5 separate regions of the Homo sapiens genome follow, and regions 1, 2, 4 and 5 are each linked to region 3. Evidence: read pairs that join two places in POLR2A ChIA-PET (ENCODE). Cell type or tissue: MCF 10A. All regions are shown on one strand.

What was found. ChIA-PET counts read pairs that join two places held together with the same protein. Peaks named below come from ENCODE experiments on the same cell type or tissue, not always from the same donor. Only the 100,000 strongest peaks of a DNase experiment are listed, where the experiment ranks them.
Region 1: POLR2A ChIA-PET joins it to region 3 with 11 read pairs; 2 of 35 experiments call an interaction of 5 or more read pairs at or near these places.
Region 2: POLR2A ChIA-PET joins it to region 3 with 20 read pairs; 2 of 35 experiments call an interaction of 5 or more read pairs at or near these places.
Region 4: POLR2A ChIA-PET joins it to region 3 with 25 read pairs; 2 of 35 experiments call an interaction of 5 or more read pairs at or near these places.
Region 5: POLR2A ChIA-PET joins it to region 3 with 10 read pairs; 3 of 35 experiments call an interaction of 5 or more read pairs at or near these places.

What each region holds. Positions count from the first base shown.
Region 1 is chr1:91,728,577-91,732,576 of GRCh38, reverse strand. It overlaps TGFBR3 (transforming growth factor beta receptor 3), which reads left to right. Exons shown (of 17, transcript NM_003243.5): 6 at 2,604-2,772. Among named protein-coding and RNA genes, the nearest start is that of TGFBR3, 160 kb to the left of the region's middle. RefSeq lists an enhancer at 1-45. In MCF 10A, no CTCF peak of the experiment used is centred here; DNase peaks (open chromatin) are centred at 576, 1,096 and 1,576.
Region 2 is chr1:91,735,178-91,739,177 of GRCh38, reverse strand. All of the region lies in intron 4 of TGFBR3 (transforming growth factor beta receptor 3), which reads left to right. Among named protein-coding and RNA genes, the nearest start is that of TGFBR3, 150 kb to the left of the region's middle. RefSeq lists an enhancer at 1,224-2,423. In MCF 10A, no CTCF peak of the experiment used is centred here; a DNase peak (open chromatin) is centred at 2,037.
Region 3 is chr1:91,535,810-91,539,809 of GRCh38, reverse strand. It overlaps LOC102723436 (a long non-coding RNA gene), which reads left to right. Exons shown (of 5, transcript XR_007066219.1): 4 at 564-623. It also overlaps the pseudogene WDR82P2. Among named protein-coding and RNA genes, the nearest start is that of CDC7, 37 kb to the right of the region's middle. In MCF 10A, no CTCF peak of the experiment used is centred here; DNase peaks (open chromatin) are centred at 1,959 and 2,289.
Region 4 is chr1:91,843,546-91,847,545 of GRCh38, reverse strand. All of the region lies in intron 2 of TGFBR3 (transforming growth factor beta receptor 3), which reads left to right. Among named protein-coding and RNA genes, the nearest start is that of TGFBR3, 41 kb to the left of the region's middle. In MCF 10A, no CTCF peak of the experiment used is centred here; DNase peaks (open chromatin) are centred at 1,375 and 2,345.
Region 5 is chr1:91,670,651-91,674,650 of GRCh38, reverse strand. No RefSeq gene overlaps it. Among named protein-coding and RNA genes, the nearest start is that of CDC7, 170 kb to the right of the region's middle. In MCF 10A, no CTCF peak of the experiment used is centred here; no DNase peak of the experiment used is centred here.

The DNA of each region.
Region 1 (4,000 bases), 190 kb before region 3:
CTTCATCCCCCACTTCCCAGAATCCGACCTGGCTCTACCTTTCTTGTACCCAGCGATCGCAGGCCATGAGGCCTGGTTGCTCTAACCCGAGCAGTTCTCAGAGTGTGGTTTTTGCCCCAGCAGCATCCGCATCACTTGGGGACTTGATGGAAATGCCAGTTCTCAGGCCCAACCCAGACCAACTGAATCAGGAACTCTGGGGGTGGGACCCAGCAGTCAGTGTTTCAATCAGCCCTTTAGGAGATCTGATGCTTGCTGACGTTTGGGAACTGCTCTCATCTATATACCCAGAATGAAAGAATTTAAGAGTTTTGCTCTTATCCCAGCTGGTCTTGCTGCGAGGCTTCAAGCAACATTGACTTACCACCAGAGCCTCAGTTTCCACAGCAGGAAAATGAGGTGTTTGCATTACCCCCCAGGTTCATTCCTGCTCTCAGAGTATATCCTTCTGTGTCTCAAAGTCATTTGTCAATCTTTCCCTAAAATACAAATAAGCATGTGACTCCCCCTGCCCCCAAACTTGCCAGGTTTCTACCCGGGAATTCCCCTTTGTGGTTTCCTTTCTACTTGGCACTCGGTATAAGTTTTGATGCCAGGCATTCGGAAAGTCATTGGGGAGCGGGGGAGAAACCACACACAACAAAAGTGGTCAGCTTATTCAACTTAGTGACAATGGCTTCTGGGACTAGAGCCCTTAATAACATCAACTTTTGAACAATTAGACCTTTCCTAGTGGCTTCACATGAGTGAATATTTTGTTATTTGTCTCAAATCTCACATCATTGTTTGTTAATTCAGGAAACCTATACCATATGCCCACTATGTGCCAGATACAAGCCAGGCACACCTATGAACTGGATATGCCGGCCACAATCCCAGGAGGGCCCTAGTCTCTTGAGTTCCAGACTGTCCTGTCCCTGGCCCATAGACGCTCTTTCTTAATTAAATTTCAACCTTGCCGTTCCAATATCATTTTCCATCCTGTGATGTGGGGGAGGCATCCGCAGGGCTGCAGCTGCACGGTGTGCATACCTCATTTGCTCATCTGGCAAAACCCTCAGCAGATGTGGAGGGAGGCTGCTCTAGCAGCCTGAGTCAGTGGAGCCTTGAGCTTTTCTCTCTGAGGGGGAGGGGAATTAGAGGAGACTGCAGAGTGCAAACCCAATGCTCTCTCGCAACGAGCCGACAAACAGAGGCTTTGGTCCCCTTTGTTCTGGGGTGGTGCTGGGGGTGCTGTGGTGGCCAGAGCCATGATGCCCCAGTGTGTGCTGCGGACCTCAGCACAAGGGAGGTTGCACAAGTGGGGAGGGGGAGGGACAGTATCAACCCAGTCTTGGGACCCCCTGGTTGGATTCCTTACTCCAAAGTGAGACTTCCATGTGGACTTGAACCCTGGCATCCTGTCCTCAAAATGGAAAAGGCAGAAGTCTGTTTTATAGTAGTGCCAGGCCTCTGATTAATTATCCCTTCTGAAAAAAGCATGCTACACCTAGAACTTCCTTGACACTGGTCCCAGCTGTCACACTGCCAGCAGTTTCTTTCAAGTTCTGTTGAAATATTTAAGCCCGTGGATGGAAATCCCATCAGCCGCCGTGCTGTGTAAATGGCATGTGCCGTTGTGGGAGTGTCTTCAGATTCTGGTACTTGCATCACTTTCCCGGGTGGAGGTGGTGAGCAACTCTCAGCACAGTGAGATAATGTTTGCGAAAGCACTTTGTAAACTGTAAAGTGCCATATAAACTTGAGTTGTCTGTGTTCAGATTGTGAGAAAGAGTGAAAGTCTGCCTTCTTTATTTCCCCCAAATTCCTACCTTTCATCTTCAGAGTATAAAGTGCTGTGAGGAATACATATGAGGGAAAGATTAATTCTACATGGGGTGTCGGAGGATTAATTAGGTGGTTGCTTCTCCTGATAGTTGAAATAACAAATATCCAAGGAGGAGTGCATTTGGGGATAGAATGGATTGAATGTTAAATACGCTGACCATGAAATACATAAGTATTGGATTTTTAGATAGGAGATGCTTGGTAGACAGATGACAGTATAAGTCAACTGCTCAGAAAAGGAGTCATGATCTAGGTACAGGTTGAAACCATGGGAGTGATTGAGATCACCTAGAAAAAGAATGAGATAGAAAGGGGATTGAGGAAGGAGCTGAGAAGTTCTTAGCCTTGGTTTATATTGGAATCTACTACGAGCTTTTCAAAAAAGAAAGCTCCCTAGGCCCCGCCTGGGTGTTCTGAATCAGATTCTCTGGGTTGGGGTCTATACAGATTCTGAGCAGAGGAGGAACCAGTGGAAGAGATGTGAAAGATAGGTCAGAGGAAACAGACGAGGACAGGAAGTATCACAGAGAACATGCAAGGAGAAGATTTAGCCAAAAGAGGCCCCTAGTTGGGGGCTAGTCAATAGGCGGTCACTGGTGACCATAACAGGATGCATTTCAGGGCAGTGGTTGCGGACTTCACAGACGAAGAACCATCCTTTGAGCTCGTGGTTCCCTGTGTCTGCCATTTGCTCAGTTTCACTGTCACCCTCCTTCCTTTGAATCTGGTTACCGAGTACCTCAGTGGTTTGACAGATTGTCCTGTGCCTCTTTCAGATCAAGTGTTCCCTCCAAAGTGCAACATAGGGAAGAATTTTCTCTCACTCAATTACCTTGCTGAGTACCTTCAACCCAAAGCAGCAGAAGGGTGTGTGATGTCCAGCCAGCCCCAGAATGAGGAAGTACACATCATCGAGCTAATCACCCCCAACTCTAACCCCTACAGGTAAGTGAGTCTAAGTGTGTGAGTGTGACAAGAGATGAAAGTAAAGATCTTCCTTGACTTGAGGCAGGGAGAGGTGTAGCCCGTCCTACACCCTCCCCTACGCAGGAGGGAAGGGAGCCATTGATGCTTCACGCAGGAGGGAAGGTAGCCATTGATGCTTCAGGTGTGCTTCATCAGATGTGTTTCACAGAAGCTTTGAAGAACAGAGTAAAGGCACCAGTGGTATATTTTATATTCTGCATCTGTCCCTAGATCCCAGATATTTCAGATGAATTCCTGAAGCCTGTTCCAAACTTCTGGGTGTTAATTACAGGACACAGTCACTCTTCCTTCATCTTTATCACCTCTGACTAAGGTTATCCCTGATAGGAAAATTACAAAATATGCCCTATTAATATAATTATCATCTTAGTAACCTTCTGTTTTTAATAAAGCTCTGTTTGTGGTGTCCTTAGAGCGCTTAGGCACTCAGAGCTGTTTGCGTTAAATCTGTGTGTGTGTGTGTGTGTGTGTGTGTGTATGCGCATGCACGTGTGTGGTGGAGTGGCTCTTCATGGTGCCATACCAAAGAGCCATTCGATAGAACTTGCCTCTCCCTTGTGTGCTTGGTGTGTGTGTGTGTGTGTGTGTGTGTGTGTGTGTGTGTGTGTGTGTATGCTGGAGTGGCCCTCCATGGTGACATACGAAAGAGCCATTCGATAGCGCTTGCCTCTCCCTTGTGTGCTTGGTGTGTGTGTGTGTGTGTGTGTGTGTGTGTGTGTGTGTGTGTGTATGCTGGAGTGGCCCTTCATGGTGACATACCAAAAAGCCATTCGATAGAACTTGCCTCTCCCTTGTGCGCTTGTTCTCCCTCTCAGCTTCCTACCCCTGGATTGGAAATTCGACCCTCCCTATCAAGAATAATTAGGGAATTAAAGAAAAAGGAGAAAAAGTAGGTTCTTTTCCCACATGAGCCTGCATTTCACCCTCCTTCCTTTGCATCTGGACTAGTGACTTGAAAATTTAAATGTATATTGTAGAGGGATTTCGAGGTGAAAATGCTAATCGGGGTTTGACTTTCAAAGCGTGTAAGCTACAGATCGTTTTGATAAGATTCCACTCTGGCCACTTGAAGAATTTTGTAGAAAGTGAAAAGGGAATGGGAATAGGAGCAGTCTGGTGAATGTGCTTCGACGTCAGGCCTGAGGCTTCATTGGAGTATACCATGCATTTTATGCTTTACAAGTGT
Region 2 (4,000 bases), 200 kb before region 3:
TTTGGTAGATGTTTCAATAGTCCTTACAACGGTCTACAAGGTCCTGTTGGGCCTACTGGTCTCCTCTGGGACCTGTGTCCTACCAACCTTGCCTCAGCCCTGTGTCCTACCAACCTCCTCTCAGCCCTGTGTCCAGCCACACTGACCTCCTTGGTCTTCCTTCACCATGTCAGACCTTACACTTGCTGCGTCTCAACTGTGAATGCTCCTTGCCCTGATGTTTGTGTGGTTTGTTCTTTCGTCTCCTTTAGGTCTTTAACTTCTCAGTGACCTTATTGTGCTCCTCTGGCTGTCTTATTAGACTTTAATCTCCATAAGGGCAGGGAATTTTTTCTGTCATATTCTCCACTGTGTCTCTCCACTGTGTCTCCAGCATGGAGAACAATGGAGTAGGCAGGCACTCCATAAATCTTTGTTGGCTCTATGTTTAAAGCATAGATTAGTTTATTAGGCTGTTCTTGCATTGCTAAAAAGAAATACTTGAGACTGGGCAATTTATAAGAAAAGAGGTTTAATTGGCTCATGGTTCTGCAAGCTGTACAGGAAGCATAGCACCAACATCTGCCTCTGGGGAGACCTCAGGATGCTTTTACTTATGGAGGAAGATGAAGCAGGTGCAGGCACTTACACATGGCAAAAGCAGGAGCAAGAGAGAGAACGTGTGTCGGGGGAGGTGCCACACACTTTTAAATGAGCAGATCTCACGTGAACTCAAGACGAGAGTTCACTTATTACCAAGGGGATGGCCTAAGCCATTCATGGGGGGATCTGCCCCCATGATCCAAACACCTCCCACCAGGCCCCATGTGAAACGTTGGGGGTTACCATTCAACATGAGATTTAGGTGGGGACAAATATGCAAACTATATCAATTAGTAAATATGAGATCATAGCAGGGTTCAGCTGATGCCAAAGCTAATGTGGATGCTTCATGCAGTGTTCACATATATGGAGAAAGAGATTTATTATAGGAATTGTCTCATGCAATTATAGAGGCTAAGAAGTCCAAAATCTGCAGAGCCAGTGCCCCAGTTCCAGTTCGAAGGCCTGTAGGCTGCTGTAGCACCGGGAAGAGCTGATGTTCCAGTTTGAAAGCCATCAGGTAGAATTCTTACTTGTGAGAGAGTCAGCTTTTTGTTCTATTCAGGCCTTCAACTGATTGGATGAACCCATACATGTCAGGGAGAGAAATCTGCCCTACTCAATGTACTAACATTTAAATCTCATCCAAATGCATCCTCACCAAAATACCCAGAATAATGTTTGGCCAAATATCTGGGCACCTGTGGCCCAGTCAAGTTGACACATAAAATGAACCATCACAGTATGCTTCTCAGACCATACCTGGAGACCTTGAATCTTGTCCCGACACCGTCTTTCAGAGACTATCCTGTTGACGCTCTGACAACCAGGGTATCTGGGGCAGAACTGAAGAAGCTAGGGGTGTTGCCCTGAAAAAGCAAACATGTGATTGAGGTCAGATGACACCTTTAAACACCTGAAGTCTTGTCTCATGGAAGAAAGACGAAGGAATTCTTTGTTCTAGTAGGCATGGCTCAGACTAGTGTATAAAAAATGAATCTAACAGAACAGAAATCTGCTGTCTTGGGAGCTAGTGAGGTCTTCTTTCTGGAAGGGTGCAAGCAGAGGCCAGCTGTGACCAGGAGTCAGAAGTCTTAAGTTCTGGTCTGGGCCTGGTGCATGACTCTCTGGCCTTGGGTAGGCCATTAGACTCTCTGAGGTTTCCGCTTTTCTGCTGTAGAGGTCACCGTAGCCTGCCTCACAGTTCCGCAAATCAGATGGAAATAACATCTGAACAATACCTTCTAAAACAACACCTTCTAAAACTCAGCTGTAGCCTTGTCAGGGTCAGGAGAGCTGGCAGTCAGGAGGGGAGTGCTAGCTCACTCCTTGCTGAAGCTGAAAATTTCCACTGACCTGCAGTCAGGGACACCTCACTGCAGCTTTGCTTTCTTCTTATTGGAATGTGCCTGAGGAGTGGCAGTTAACTCCAGTTCCAAATTCCTCAGCCCTGAGTGTATGAAGCTTATTGCTGCTGGCCCGTGAGGACAACAATGCCTGGAGGGAGCAGAGGGAGTTGTTCCTCCTCCACGAATCAGCCCCATCACCAGCTTCATCACGGCATCGCTCTTTAATTACTTCAGGACACAATTCGGAGTTGCCGTTGATATCTTCTGTATTTGTGCTGTTTGCTTTCTTGCCTCTGGAATGCACCAGTGTGACATCCCGCTTTCCGCTCTGAAAAACGTACTCTGTGTATAATGTATATAGGGTTGCTGTAGTTTATGGCCACAACATGAATGAGAAACAAGAAGCAGAACATCCAGGGTTTCTCGTCTAAACATTCAGAACTGTGCTGGCAGTGGGACAAAGGCCTCTGGACTGTTGTGGGTTTTGGTGACAGCCTTGATAAAAATGCCTTTTTAGTACAAGTGAAAGGAAGATTTTACTACAGTGCAAAAGTCAAAAAATTAGATAAACATTGTTGGAAGTTCAGTGTTGATGAGTAGCTAAGCCTCAGAGAAGTTACACTTAGGTGGGCATGGTTATTTTTTGGCAGGAAAATGACCTAGGATTTTTTTCTTATTCAGGCGACGTCAAAACAAGGTTAGAGCTACATGTTCCCCTCTGGTTTTGTTTATAACTGGCATCAGGACATTCAGAAATGATCGTGACTACACTTGACAGCACTGATACGTAGTAAGTGTGCAGTCAGTGGTAGCTGTTGTGAGTAGCTTTGGTTTACACCGAGTTTATTAGTGATTAATTCAGGGCTTCCACAGAGCCCTGTGTAGTTCTACACAGCTACCACTGACTGCACACTTACTACGTATCAGTGCTGTCAAGTGTAGTCACGATCATTTCTGAATGTCCTGATGCCAGTTATAAACAAAACCAGAGTGGAACATGTAGCTCTGTACCATCTGTGTGGCCCGGGCATCAGGATATCTAGAAACTTTTCAGGTGATTCTAGTTTTCAGCTTGCAACATTAGTAGGTCATGGAATCAATTAATTGAAGTACTTTTTTTTGCCAGCGTTTTTAGAAGATACGTTTATATAATTGTATAGAAAATATTAATGCCTAGCACAGTAGCTGGGAAAATATAATTTTGTGTGTGTTAAAAATGCTGCTGTGATAGAACCACTAATAAAATCCCTGCCCTCGACTTGCTTCTTAGTCTTACTTCAGAAACTGCATGCTTTTCGTTATGAATAAATGGTTCATGTGAAATTTAATACAAGACATTTATAGTTCTATGACCTGAGAATTTGTGAGCCTTCTTGCCCACATTTTGAGGTTTCACTCTGACATTGAAAAAATCAGTTATTTTATAAATGCTAGCCAACAAAAATGGCATACATATTTTCACCAGCAACTAAATTTGATTATAGCACAGCAACAAGATGATGATTTTCCTCCTTTGGATGTGTTAATTACACATATACCATGATATGCTAGGTCAGCAGTGGTCTAAATACATTCAGCAAGAATGAGGTACTTGCATACGTCATCCTGAAAGTTTTATTAGATCAGTTTAACAGCCTCTTGACTTCATTATCTATGGGAATTTGGGGGTCTTACACAATAAACTGTTACAAACATTCATCTCACTCTTATGAAATAGAGCAATGTGATAGAAAGGCTGGCAACCTTTGGCCATTTTTATCTCAGTGCTGAGGTGAACATAAACCAAGAGGACTCTCGCTGTTTCCCTATTGTGATGACTCTGTTGGCAGATGCTGCAACTGTGGAAGACCTGAAAGTCGTGATCAGTTGCTAGCAGGACTTTGGGATCACTTGTCTTGATCCTGAAGCTTTTTATAAGCCCACGAGAACATTCATCAAGGCTTCCCACTTGACTTGAAATACATTCATTGTAAGATTGGTCTTCGATTTAGATTTCTTGGAAATAGCAGTGATAATTCTTACGATTACTCAATGTGCAATGCAGTCCGTCCTCACAAGGTTCTTTCAGA
Region 3 (4,000 bases):
TATACAGCTCTTATATTATTCCTCTGCTCAGAATCCTTCAGGGTGTACAGAACATTATTTGCAGAATGAAAACCAAACTCCTTAGTTTAACATTTGTGGTCCCTTATGGTCTAGACTCAGCTTCCATTTCCTCCTTCTAGTCTGCTACTTTCCTACAGGGATATATTAACCATGTTATTTATTTTTTGTATTTTAATGCTTTGACATCTGGGGCCTTGCAGACCCCGGAGTTGCTGCCCCTTCCAGGGCTAGCCAATTCCTAGAGACTGTAAACAACTTGCCCTTGAGCATACCTTTCAAAGGCAAACCACCCAATCCAGAGCCCACACCTGCAAATACCTTCTCTATTGGGCTGTCATACTTAGGACCATAATCCCCTGCCCTAATCACTCCAGGGCCAGTTACCAGACAACTAAGAGTAGTCCCTGTGCCCCTGAACTAGCTGAAATTATTCAAACTAGTCAATCCTTAATCTGCTTAATCTGCCTTGCCCATTCTTTCCCATGGAAACCACCATAAAGGCTCTTGCTCATGTTTTCTCCTTTCCTTCCACCTCCTGACAGACTCTGGTGCTTCCCCGAGTGGCCCCCTGTGGTGTGGCATGTCCGCTTCTCTTGGCATCTGTGAGTATAACTATCTTTTTGATAACAGTCATCTAGTCTGCTGGCCTTGCTGTACCTAAATAATAATAATAAAACCATTAACTACATTTTAAAACAAGAAACCCTATGCTCCAGAGGGGTTCCTTCTGCTTCCCAAACAGGTCCCTGCTTTCCTATGCCCATGTCTTTTCCTGTGCCTTTCCTCGTTCCCAGAATAAACTTTCTCTGCCACATCTGCATCTTACAATTCTATCCATCTTTCAATATATTCTTGCTGGCATTGTCTTGAATCTCTGGTGACAATATAGACTTAAAGATGAGAGTGTGAGGTTCAGATTGGTTTGTGACTTATACTATATCACACAGCAAGTTGAAGGCGGCATCAGGCTCGAAGCCCAGCAGGCTTTCTTTGTGCCCCTTCCAATCATTCTATTGGCTTAGGTCAACTGAGTGTGTGCAACAGAAATGGATCTTAGTTAACTTGAGAACAAAAGGGATTTTCCAGAAAGATGCTGGGGCAGCTCAAAGGATTTAAGGAGGAGCAGAAAGACCAGATCTCAGGTGAAGTGGGAACAAGGGCAGCCCTAGTGATAAGCCTTTGAATCTTCCCTCAGGATCCAAGTCTTTACTAGAACTCAGCTCAAACCCACTCCCTTAAGGTTTTAAATATCTGAAAGTGACAATTTGAGGGACCCATCCTGTTAGGTATATCCCCTGGATCAATCAGCTATGGTAGGATGTGTTTGGGAGACAAGGTAGGGTCTCAGAACACTGATGTGATCAGTGGGGACCACTACTTTGTATTAAGAGTTTCCCAAAGAAAATGCAACCATTGAGACCTGCCAATATGAATCCCTTGCAGTCATCTTTCTAATATATTAAATCCTAAGTCCTTCTAAATAAAATGGAGCAGTGGAAGGGTTAGATAAAAACAGCTCCAAAGCAAAGCAACTTTAATATTTCAATAAATAGTCACTGAATGCTAACTCTGTGCATTCAAAGGACTTACGCTAGACATTGGGTGGGTAAAGGGATAAGAAAATCGGTAAGACCTGGCAGCTGCTCAAAGATAAGACAGGCATACAAATCATGACACTGAGAGGCAGGATAAGGGAAATGATGCTCCACAACAGATACAAAGTGCTATAAGGTTTTACAGCATGGAGAGATTCTCTAAAATTTATATCCAGAGGAAAACCAAAAAGCTAAAGTCCAGATTTTCCTTCTTATTGCAACTTCATCATATGCTGGAAAAACTATACATGACTTCACATGCAAAGGAACACAGTGTTCTTATTTCCACCTACTGCAGTCCAGCTGCCAATTCAAATGTCTGCCACCTCTTAATTGTGCAATTAGGGAAGCATTAGTTTCAGTGGACTCAAGTGCCACTGCTAAGCTCCTGCTTGGATAGATTGCATAAACATGGTATCTGGGAAGGAAAAAAGGAATTGCTAGAGGAGTCTTGCCTATGCTTCTATGAAGATTTCAGATGCTGGTTCCATCAGGTAAAAACTTCTGAAAATCTGTGAGCATGGCAAAGAGAAAGTACTCTAGAATTCTTGCTGATAGGGTTAAGGATGGAGTTCTTGGGTGATAACATTGCTATGCAAGGAGAGTTTGCTGCAACATTTTATAACTCAAGAGCTGCTGGCCCAAGGCTATGCTGTTGCAAAATATTTGGATCCATCTCACATTGTGGTGATGAGAGTGAGAAGAAGAATTTAAATATCTTAGTCTCACTGGGCTTATTAAAACAACTTTGGTTTATTGAGAGCACCAAGGTGCACCTCATGCCCTCTCAAGGTCAGGGAAGATGAGCTCAGGATATGATGTAGGGGAAGGGGAATGCACTGGCTTCTTCATTGACTACCCAGTGGTTACCAGAGGCACAGGAGGAGGCAGAGGCAAAAAGGCTGTAGAGAAAGGGAAGGCTGGAGAAGCAAGTGGGCAAGGAAATTAAGGAGGGAGGATGGTGTATGTTTGAGAGCAGAGCGAAAGGGAAAGGAAAGACCCTGGAGTTGTTTAACACTGTTTTCACTGTTGAAGTTGGGGAGAATGAGTAAAACAGAACCGGTCTCATCTTTAGCATTACAGAGTGAGGACAAAATCAGTTGAGTGAAGGAGAAAATGAGCCAGTTAGTTAATACTTCTGTAGGCCCACTAGGCATCAGGCACTGCTGCATTTCCTTCTTGAGAACTCAGGAACAGAGAAGCCTCCAGCATTTGTACTTGGAAAACTTACAAAGACATATCAGACATCTGCTTGTCCTTAATATATACTATAGGCTTGCCTAGAATTTAGAATTCTAGATTTTAGTTTTCTTTTAGCCCAGTATTCAGTCTCCACTGTTTGGTCAGAGGGCTTAGACCCCTTTTGTTTAGAGGTTGAACATTCGCATACACAGATGGGATGCCCTCAGCCTTAAGGCTATAATCAATATTGGCAGAGTTGGGATGGGCAGCAGTGCACTTAGCTAGGGCCTCATAGTCACTAAAGGCAGGGCCTCAAATATAGACTCCTAACATTTATCTCAAAATGAGGTTGTATTAGGTTGAACTACATGACATTATTGATTTTCTAGGTTAAAAAAAGATCAAATATCAACAGTTTCATGTGGCTCAACTTAATACCTAAATTCATTGTAAATTACGTATGTGTTAAAGGTATTAATTTGTTAAATGAAAATATTTAAAAACTATCATTTTCAAAAATCTGCTTTTTTTTTTTTTTTTTTTTTTTTTTTTGAGACGGAGTTTTGCTCATGTTACTCAGGCTGGAATGCAGTGGCGTCATCTCGGCTCACTGCAACCTCTGCCTTCCGATTTCAAGCCATTCTCCTGCCTCACTTTCCCAAGTAGCTGGGATTACAGGCGCCTGCCACCACGCCCGGCTAATTTTTGTATTTTTAGTATAGATGGGGTTTCACCATATTGGCCAGGTTTTCTCGAACTCCTGACCTCGTGATCTGCCCACCCTCGGCCTCCCAGAGTGCTGGGATTACAGGCGTGAGCCACCGTGTCCGGCCTGTCATTTAAAAAAAAAAATAACAGAGCTGGGTATGGTGGCATGTACCTGTAATCCCAGGTATTTGGGAGGCTGAGGCAGGGGGATGAAAATATTTAAAAACTATCATTTTCAAAAACCTCCTTTGTCATTTAAAAAAAAAATAACAGAGCTGAGCATAGTGGCATGTACCTGTAATCTCAGGTACTAGGAAGGCTGAGGCAGAGGGATCACCTGAGCCCAGGAGTTTGAGTCCAGCCTGGGCAACATAGCAAGACCCTGTCTCTAAAAAAAAATACTTTTTTAAAAAAAACGTTGGGACCCGCTCGGCTTCTGCCTGTCGCAGACACAATGAGCCTGCACCGCGCTGGTTGCCCATGGGGTGGCTGTG
Region 4 (4,000 bases), 310 kb before region 3:
CTGCAACCTCCGCCTACTGGGTTCAAGCGATTCTCCTGCCTCAGCCTCCCGAGTAGCTGGGATTACAGGCATGCACTACCACGCCTGGCTAATTTTGTATTTTTAGTAGGAATGGGGTTTCTCCATGTTGCTCAGGCTGGTCTCGAACTCCCAACCTCAGGTGATCTGCCTGCCTCATCCTCCCAAAGTGCTGGGATTACAGGCATGAGCCACCGCGCCCGGCCCTACTTTATTCTTATAATCACACTCCAGTCTAGAGCTTTTAAAAAATTAACATTTTTTAGAAGGGAAAAATTTCTGTAAGTTGTAATTGATGTTTATTAAGCACCCTGACACCACATTTATTATAAGTGGGGATAAGACTGAGAATATTTAAGCTCTGTGCCTGAAAAGTTGTGTTTTAAACTAACTTTTATTTGTTTACACTGCCATTGAGTAGTTTATAAGGTTTTCTGATTTGCTTTCTCTGGCCTCATCACTGTTTTTGGAGAGGCAGCGTACAACCTATGTACAGCTCTGGAGCTCGCCGCAAGACTCAGGTGGTGGTCATTCTGCTTTTGAAATTGAACCAGAAAAGTCCTGAGGAATGTAACAATATTTTTTCTTTTTGCCCCCCTGCTAGCTTTTTTCTAGCCCTCCCAAAAATGTGTTTATGTTGCTGTCCATGCATGTGGAGCAGTCTGGAATTCTGTGTGACATTAGATAGTGAAAAAAATAGATTTCCCACGTGACTGAGGTTATAGGAGTGAGAAATCTTGGATTATGCAAGGACTCTTTGATTGGAAGAAGGACATTTTGAGATGAGATTTATTTTAAGATATAGTAAAAAAAAACCTAGTATACAACTTTTTGTTTTTTTCTAAACTAACCCTTTTCGGGGGTGACAGGATGGGGTGTGGACTAGAAGCAATACCAAACTTTTAAGTATCAAATCTTCACTCAGAAGAAAAAAAATGTCTTCAGGGTGAAAGAATAGCTCAAATGCGAAAAGCCTGATAGTTATATAATTTGAGAGTAGGGTCTGGCATATTATAGAGGACTCCGAGAGCCTGATCCAAGCAGCCTGCCATTTTCATCACCCCAGGATTATCTGTAAGGACAACTTTACTGTCTGTCACCTGCCAGGTCTCAGCCTGGCCCTTGTGAGTGCCAGGAAGTTTGTGTCCTCTGTTTTGCCAAGCTTAATTAGCTCTAGAAATACCCTATCAAAGGCTGTCTGGCAGTGTTCCATTAATGGTATGGGGTGAATTCAAAAGCACTAATTAATTGTTAGATTATTTGCAAAGCCCATGCTGAAAAACCTAATGCCTGCAGGAGAAAGTTGGCAGAGAGACGGTACAGAGATTAGCTTGGACCTTACCCGGCTCAATTGCGTTTTGGAATTGGGCCAAGAGGGGAGTTGCTTTTCTTTTTGGAGAAGTGCTTGTGGCTATATTGTTTTCTAAACTGCCAGTGTACTGCTCTAGGCTCTCCGTGAGGGAGCTCATATGGACACTTGCAGACCTAGAGAGCCCAGAGACCATCTTCAAGAGGTTTTGTTTATTTTTGTTTTGTGAGAGAAACACAATTGTTTAACTTTCATTAACTAAATAAATTCTTCGCAAGGGCCTCTTCTTAAATAGAGGAAAAGGAACTCTAGTTTGTAGTGTAACAATTCAGGTTTTAAGTGTTAAATGTTCAAAGGAGCCAGGATCAGGGCTTTAAATAGTTTTTTCTTCTTAAAATAAAACAAGTCAGGTTCCTCATGTCCTCTGTTTAGGTGGCCCAGGTCAGCAAAAAGTGAATTTTCCAACTGCTACTGCAGTTGGAAGATGCTGTTTAAAAAAATCTTCATTTGAAATCAAGTGCATGCCAATTTAAGGTCAGGGTATACTACATGCAGGAAAGGAAGAAACAGGTAAACAGGTTTGCATTATTTTGCTACATTTGACATATAGAATGATAACACCTATAATTAACTCAGCTTGACAAATTGTAGACAAATAATAGAAGTCCCTGTCCCTTATAGATGAGAGAGATTTGAGGCTTTTGGAGCCAAGTGCCAGTTTCTGTTGACTCTGAAGGCAACGGAGACAGCTGAAGATCAAAGTATAGAAGGATATTTCAGACTTATCTAAAAGCCAATTGAGTGTTATATAAGGGAGCTGTGTGTAGCTCTGTTTGAAAACATCCATCCAGTAATCTTCCAGTTCCTGAGCCTGGCCCTGCCTCCTGTTGACAGGCCTCAGCGTCTTTTTCTTGTCCTTTTGGGCTTGAGCAACATGTGAGTAAGTACTTATGTACAAATCCCAGACCAAATCTTACTTTATTAACATGATTCAGAAGAAAAGAATTCTAATGAAAAATTTCAGAGGACTGTGCCGAAACATTTCGTGATGTTGTCAGATCTCCCTGAACTCAGGAAAGGCCCCCAAAAATCTATTATTTCTGTTTATTACTCAACTTGGAAAAAGCTTACAAGAATGCCTCAGGAGAGTATGCACTGGTTGAGGAATTTATTCCTGGGTGTACAGCATCCCCTACGTTTACTCTGTGTGAGGCGGGCTATCCTGAAACCCTGGGCAACCTGCCTGCTCCTCAGCCAGCAGGTCTAGAGTAGCAGCTTAGTATTTTTAACCCTTTCTGTCATATGACTCCCAGCCAACTTTTTGAGTTGATAGAAACACAGATCTGAGAGCTATGAGGAATTATGAAAGCCTTTGTACTGACAAAAGACTATGATTTTTCTTTGCTGCTTTATTATGGTTAAAAGGTCTCATTATGCTTTTATTTTGGAGAGGTAATTCTGTATAACAAGACCTACTTGTATATCCCAGTTAGGTTGTGAGATATCATGAATAACATTACAACTGATAGTTAAATTGAAGACTTTAAATGATTTTCCTCAAAAAGATAAAACTAAATTCAAGGTTATTCTAAAATAAGTATGGTTATTTGCATTTAAAAATATTTCAAAGGGAGAAAGAGAAGTTAGGATTACAAGTGATAGAATGAAAAGTGCTCATAATTTGTTGCCTGTAGTATCTGTTTTGCTATTCATGAACATGGTACACCCATTCATTTGTTTAGGTTTTCCTTAATTTCTTTCAGCACTGCTTTTGTAGTTTTCACTAGTTTCTTTTGAAGACTCTAGTGTGTCCAAATGTGAACAAGATTCATCATGTCTGTCTTATTAGAATTATGTTTAAGAACCTCTGTTTTAGAGCTGTAATGCTATCCTCTTCAATCTACTCTTCATTAATAATGATGAAAACTGATACTCCCTCTGACTTTCCTGGAGAGTGAGCTCAGGGGTGTGTAACTAAGGCTATTGCTAAAGTGAGTTATCGGCCTGGCTGCCTTTGCTCTAAGTTGTAGGAACTCAAAGCTCAGTGTGTACTGTGAGATATGTTCTTTAAGGCTGAAGGCTAGTGTTGCTGAGCAAGAGATGTAGTAAAATGAATATCCTTGTTCCTTTGGACTAAATGTCAGAGTTAGAGGCAGTCTTGGAACCCAAAGATTGGATGTTGTGCCTTTCCATCAGGCCGTTGGGCTTTCCCAGCAGAGTTTCGCTGGAACAGAGTCACTCCAGTGAACTTTCATTTTGGACTTGTAACAAAAGGATTTTGTAGAGATTTTACCCTCTGAATGTGGGTAATACCTGAGGGCTTTATCAAGATGAAGAGTAACTTTGTTGGGTTGCTGCACCTTTATTTAGGGAAAGTAATTCTCCACCACAGTGTCAAGAGTGGTCTTGACAGAGACATATGAAAGGTCAGAGAGTCAGGATCGTGCACTAGTTGTGACCTTGGGTTTTGGATTCAGGCACACAGGTTCAGGTCCAGATCATAGGCTGTGTGACCACAGGCTCAGTGTCCTCATTTGTAAAATTGAAGTATCAGTAGTTCCTGTCTCAGTTGTGTTCTTGTGAGGATTATAAATGAGATAATGCATATAAACCAGAGGATCACGTTTATTATGAATGAAACTACTGGAAATAGTATTCTTTGAAAATGTTACC
Region 5 (4,000 bases), 130 kb before region 3:
TCCTCTTCCTCCCTCCCCATGTTTATGGAAAAATTAATATTCCCTAATCAAACATTATTTATAAAGTGTTGGTTTCATCTAGCCACTTGTGAATGTTATAATAATTCTGTAAAGTGAAGAAATGTTACCAAATGCCAAATATAGGCATCTTTTTTGTTTCAAAGCAAGCCAAACCTATAGCATTGTTCTTCCCTAATGCAACATGTTTGAAAATGGGCAAATGGCCGGATTAATTTTTATAGATGTCATTGATAATCAAAAGTTTGAGTTTTGGCATATTTGCTGCCCTTGTTCTTAGATTGCCACCTCAGCTTTTTCAGAGGAACTCAACACTGTACTTTATGTAGATTCGATTTCACACTTAAAATAAAGGTCATCATATGACATCACCTCCCCTTACTCAGAAGGTCACAGCTTGAATTAATTTTTAAAGATTTTCTGCATTTACTGCCTCTGAGAATTCATTAAAAAGAAAAAAAAACTTTAAATGTAGAACCACATGACTGAAGTGAACTCTATCTTGACTTAAAAAGAAATGAGGGGTGGGAGTGTGAGTGTGCACACACACACACACACACACAACCCTCAGCCATTTTCCTTTCTATTTTATTAACATATTATCAATATTTTCTTTCTGCTCAGAAGCCCCAGAACTGATTATCCTTTTATCAACCAAAGCACACCACCTGTGCAAGAAAAGAGGGAATGGACAAGGAGAACAAGAATTTCTCAGCTTTGAAACCCAACTTGGTTCTTTCCACTTGACCAATCAAAGACTCAAAGCTGAAAGTCTTCATAAGTGATTTGGGTGGAGCAGCTTTTGCTGGTCTGTTACTTGTCCCGGTTCATAAACTGCCTATGACATAGTTTCTGCAAAGAACACAGTGTACTTGACAACAGTGTTGAAATAATGCTGAATTTTTAAAAGGGAAAATCACATGGATTCTGTATGGTGCAGGGGTGGTGTAGGAAGGGAGAAAACTAATTTTTTTTTTTCCATGAGATAGGATCTCGCTCTGTCGCCCAGGCTGGAGTGCAATGGCAGAATTTCGGCTCATTGCAGCCTTGACTTTCTGGTGATTCTCCTTCCTCAGCCCCTCAAGTAGCTGGGACTACAGGAGCCTGCCACCATGCCCGTCTAATTTTTGTGTTTTTAGTAGAGACGGGGTTTCACCATGTTGGCCAGGCTGTTCTTGAACTCCTGGCCTCAACTGATCCACCTGCCTCGGCCTCCCAAAATGCTGGGATTACAGGCATGAGCCACCGTGCCTGGCCAATTTTTGTTATTTAAACCCAAAACCATACAGCATACCCCAAAAGTGGAAACTAGAGCTTCAAGAATCTTCATCTGAAACACAAACTTCTTCTGGAGCACCACTTTTTGATAAGTACAGCAACTGCAGAAGAGACTTTCCATTGAGGATTCCAGTTATCAAATCTTTTTCTTGAGTGGAGAGGAGAGGTGAAAATAAAAAGCTTCTTAGCCCGCCAGTTAGCCTTAAAAGTGGAAGCACCTGGAGGAGCATCCAACCTGCACTCCAGGGAAATCCACCACGCTTTACCTTTCCACCCCAGTGAGTGATCCAAGAGAAGGTAATTACGTTATTGCGCCAGCAAAGGAAAAAGCGACAAATCTTTAACCCAGCCAGCCAGCCAGTCCTCATTTTGACTGGTTGATTTTTTTCACTTTTAGTGTATTTCTCAGAATGCCAATGCATGTGATAGAAACTCTAGTTACTGCAAGGAAACAGTCACAGGAAGTGTAGGAAGCAGTTAAAAGAAGCATATGATGGGAAATAGAGGATTTGGTTTCAAGTTGTTTCATGGCCCTGGGGCTGAGCTGAGTTGCAATGGAGAAAAACTGAAACAACTGTGAGCAGAGAGACCCAACCAGTTCTCAGAGCAGAGCCCCCCACTGCCTCCTGGCCCCTGGCCCTGCCTGCTCCATTCCTTCCTCTCCATCTGCAAGGCCTTCTCATCACCTCCTCAGATCCTAGAGTCCTTCACAGCTCTGCTAACAGGCAGTCTTTTCCATAAAACCCTATGAACTGCCCCAGCTGTTATTTTATCAATCTCTGGGGTCTGGTAGCACCATGCCACCTCATGACTCAAGACACAAAACTGTTATTTTTCTCTAACCTCCCGCAGCCAATCCATCAGTGAGTCCTGATGGCTTCCAAACATATCTGCTGCTCTCCATCTGCACCACCACCACCCGAGTCTACGCCATCCTTACCTCCAACATAAACCAGCACATCCAGCAGACTCCCTGCGGCCTCCTCGTCTGTCTAAGATTATTCCCCAGGTGGCTGCTAGAACACACTCTTTAAAAGACGTTAGATCTTGTCAATCCCCTGTTTAATACTCCAAATGGCTTCCCATCACACTTAGAATAAATTCCAAAAAAACAAAACAAAAGTATACTTTTAAAAATCCGGCTCCTATTCCTGTGTGTACCCTTCTGTTCCCCTGTAGGTAGCCACTTTCACTAGCTTGTGATGCTTCTTAAAGCAAATGTGAGCAAATAAGAATCTCCTCTCTTTCCCCCTTTATTACACAGTGGAAACATATTAATACGATACATGTTCTGCATTTTGCTTGTCTCACCTAACATATTTTGTATCCATATCAGAATATAAATCAGTATCTCATTTCTTTTCTACAGCCATATAGAATTCTACTTTGGGGATATACCATAATTTATTTAACCTATCCCTTTTTTTCTTCTTCTTTATTTTATTTTATTTTTGAGATGGAGTCTCGCTCTGTTGCCCAGGCTGGAGTTCAATGGCACAATCTTGGCTACCTATAACTTCCGCCTCCCAGATTCAAGCGATTCTCCTGCCTCACCCTCCTGATTAGCTGGGATTACAGGCACGTGCCACCATGCCTGGCTAATTTTTGTATTTTCAGTACAGACGGAGTTTCACCATGTTGATCAGGCTGGTCTCAAACTCCTGACCTCATGATCCACCTGCCTCGGCCTCCCAAAGTGCTGGGATTACAGGCATGAGCCCCCGCACCTGGCCTAACCTACCCCTTTCAATGCACACTTGGCTTGTTTCCATCTCTTGCTATTAAAAACCACACTGCAGTGAGTAGCCTTATATGAAGGTTCTTTGGTTTGTGTGCAGGTGTATCTCAAGGAAAAATTCCCAGAAGTAGGATTGCCAGGCCAAAGAGTAAGTGCATTTTTATTCCTAATAGATATTACCAAATTGGATCCCATTGAAGTTGCACCATTTTAAACTACTGTCAACAATACCTGTTTTCTCATAGCTGTACCAATTGAGTGCGTTATCCAACTCTGGTATTTTTGCCAATTTGATGGATGAAAAAATGATATCTCAAAGTAATTTTAATTTGCATTTTTCTTACAATGAATGAAGTTGTGCATCTTTTTATATGTATAAGGATTATTTGTTGTTATGCTGTGAACTGTCTGTTTTATCCTTTGCCTCTTTTTCTATCGGGTTGTTGTCTTTAATTTTCTCAATTTCTAGGAATTCTTTATATATTACAAAGATTAGCCCTTTGTCTGTGATTATCTTGGCACTCAGAGCCCTAAGGGATCTGACTCCTCCTCAGCTCATACGACTCTCTTGCCTCCCTGTTTTGCTCCAACCATCATGTTCTGTGACATCTTTGTTACCTTAACGCCTTCACATTGACAATTCCTTTGCCTGGAATGCTACTCCCCCTATCATCCCACAGCTGGTTCCTCCTTACTTTTCAGATCTCAGCTTAATTATCACACGGGAAAGGCTTTCCCCCATCACCCAGTCTATGGTAGACACCCAATTTCCCTCCATCACATCATTTAGTTTTAATTCTTTGCATGACACTTATTCCTTGATAATATTTTTCTTAATTGTTTTAGTTTGTACATTGCCCATCTTTCTCTAAGGGAGGAGACCACCCCTCATACTTTCTTATGCCCAGTTTCCGCCTCCAAAGAAAGAAAAAGAAAAAACTAAAAGGCAGAAATGAAATCCACAAG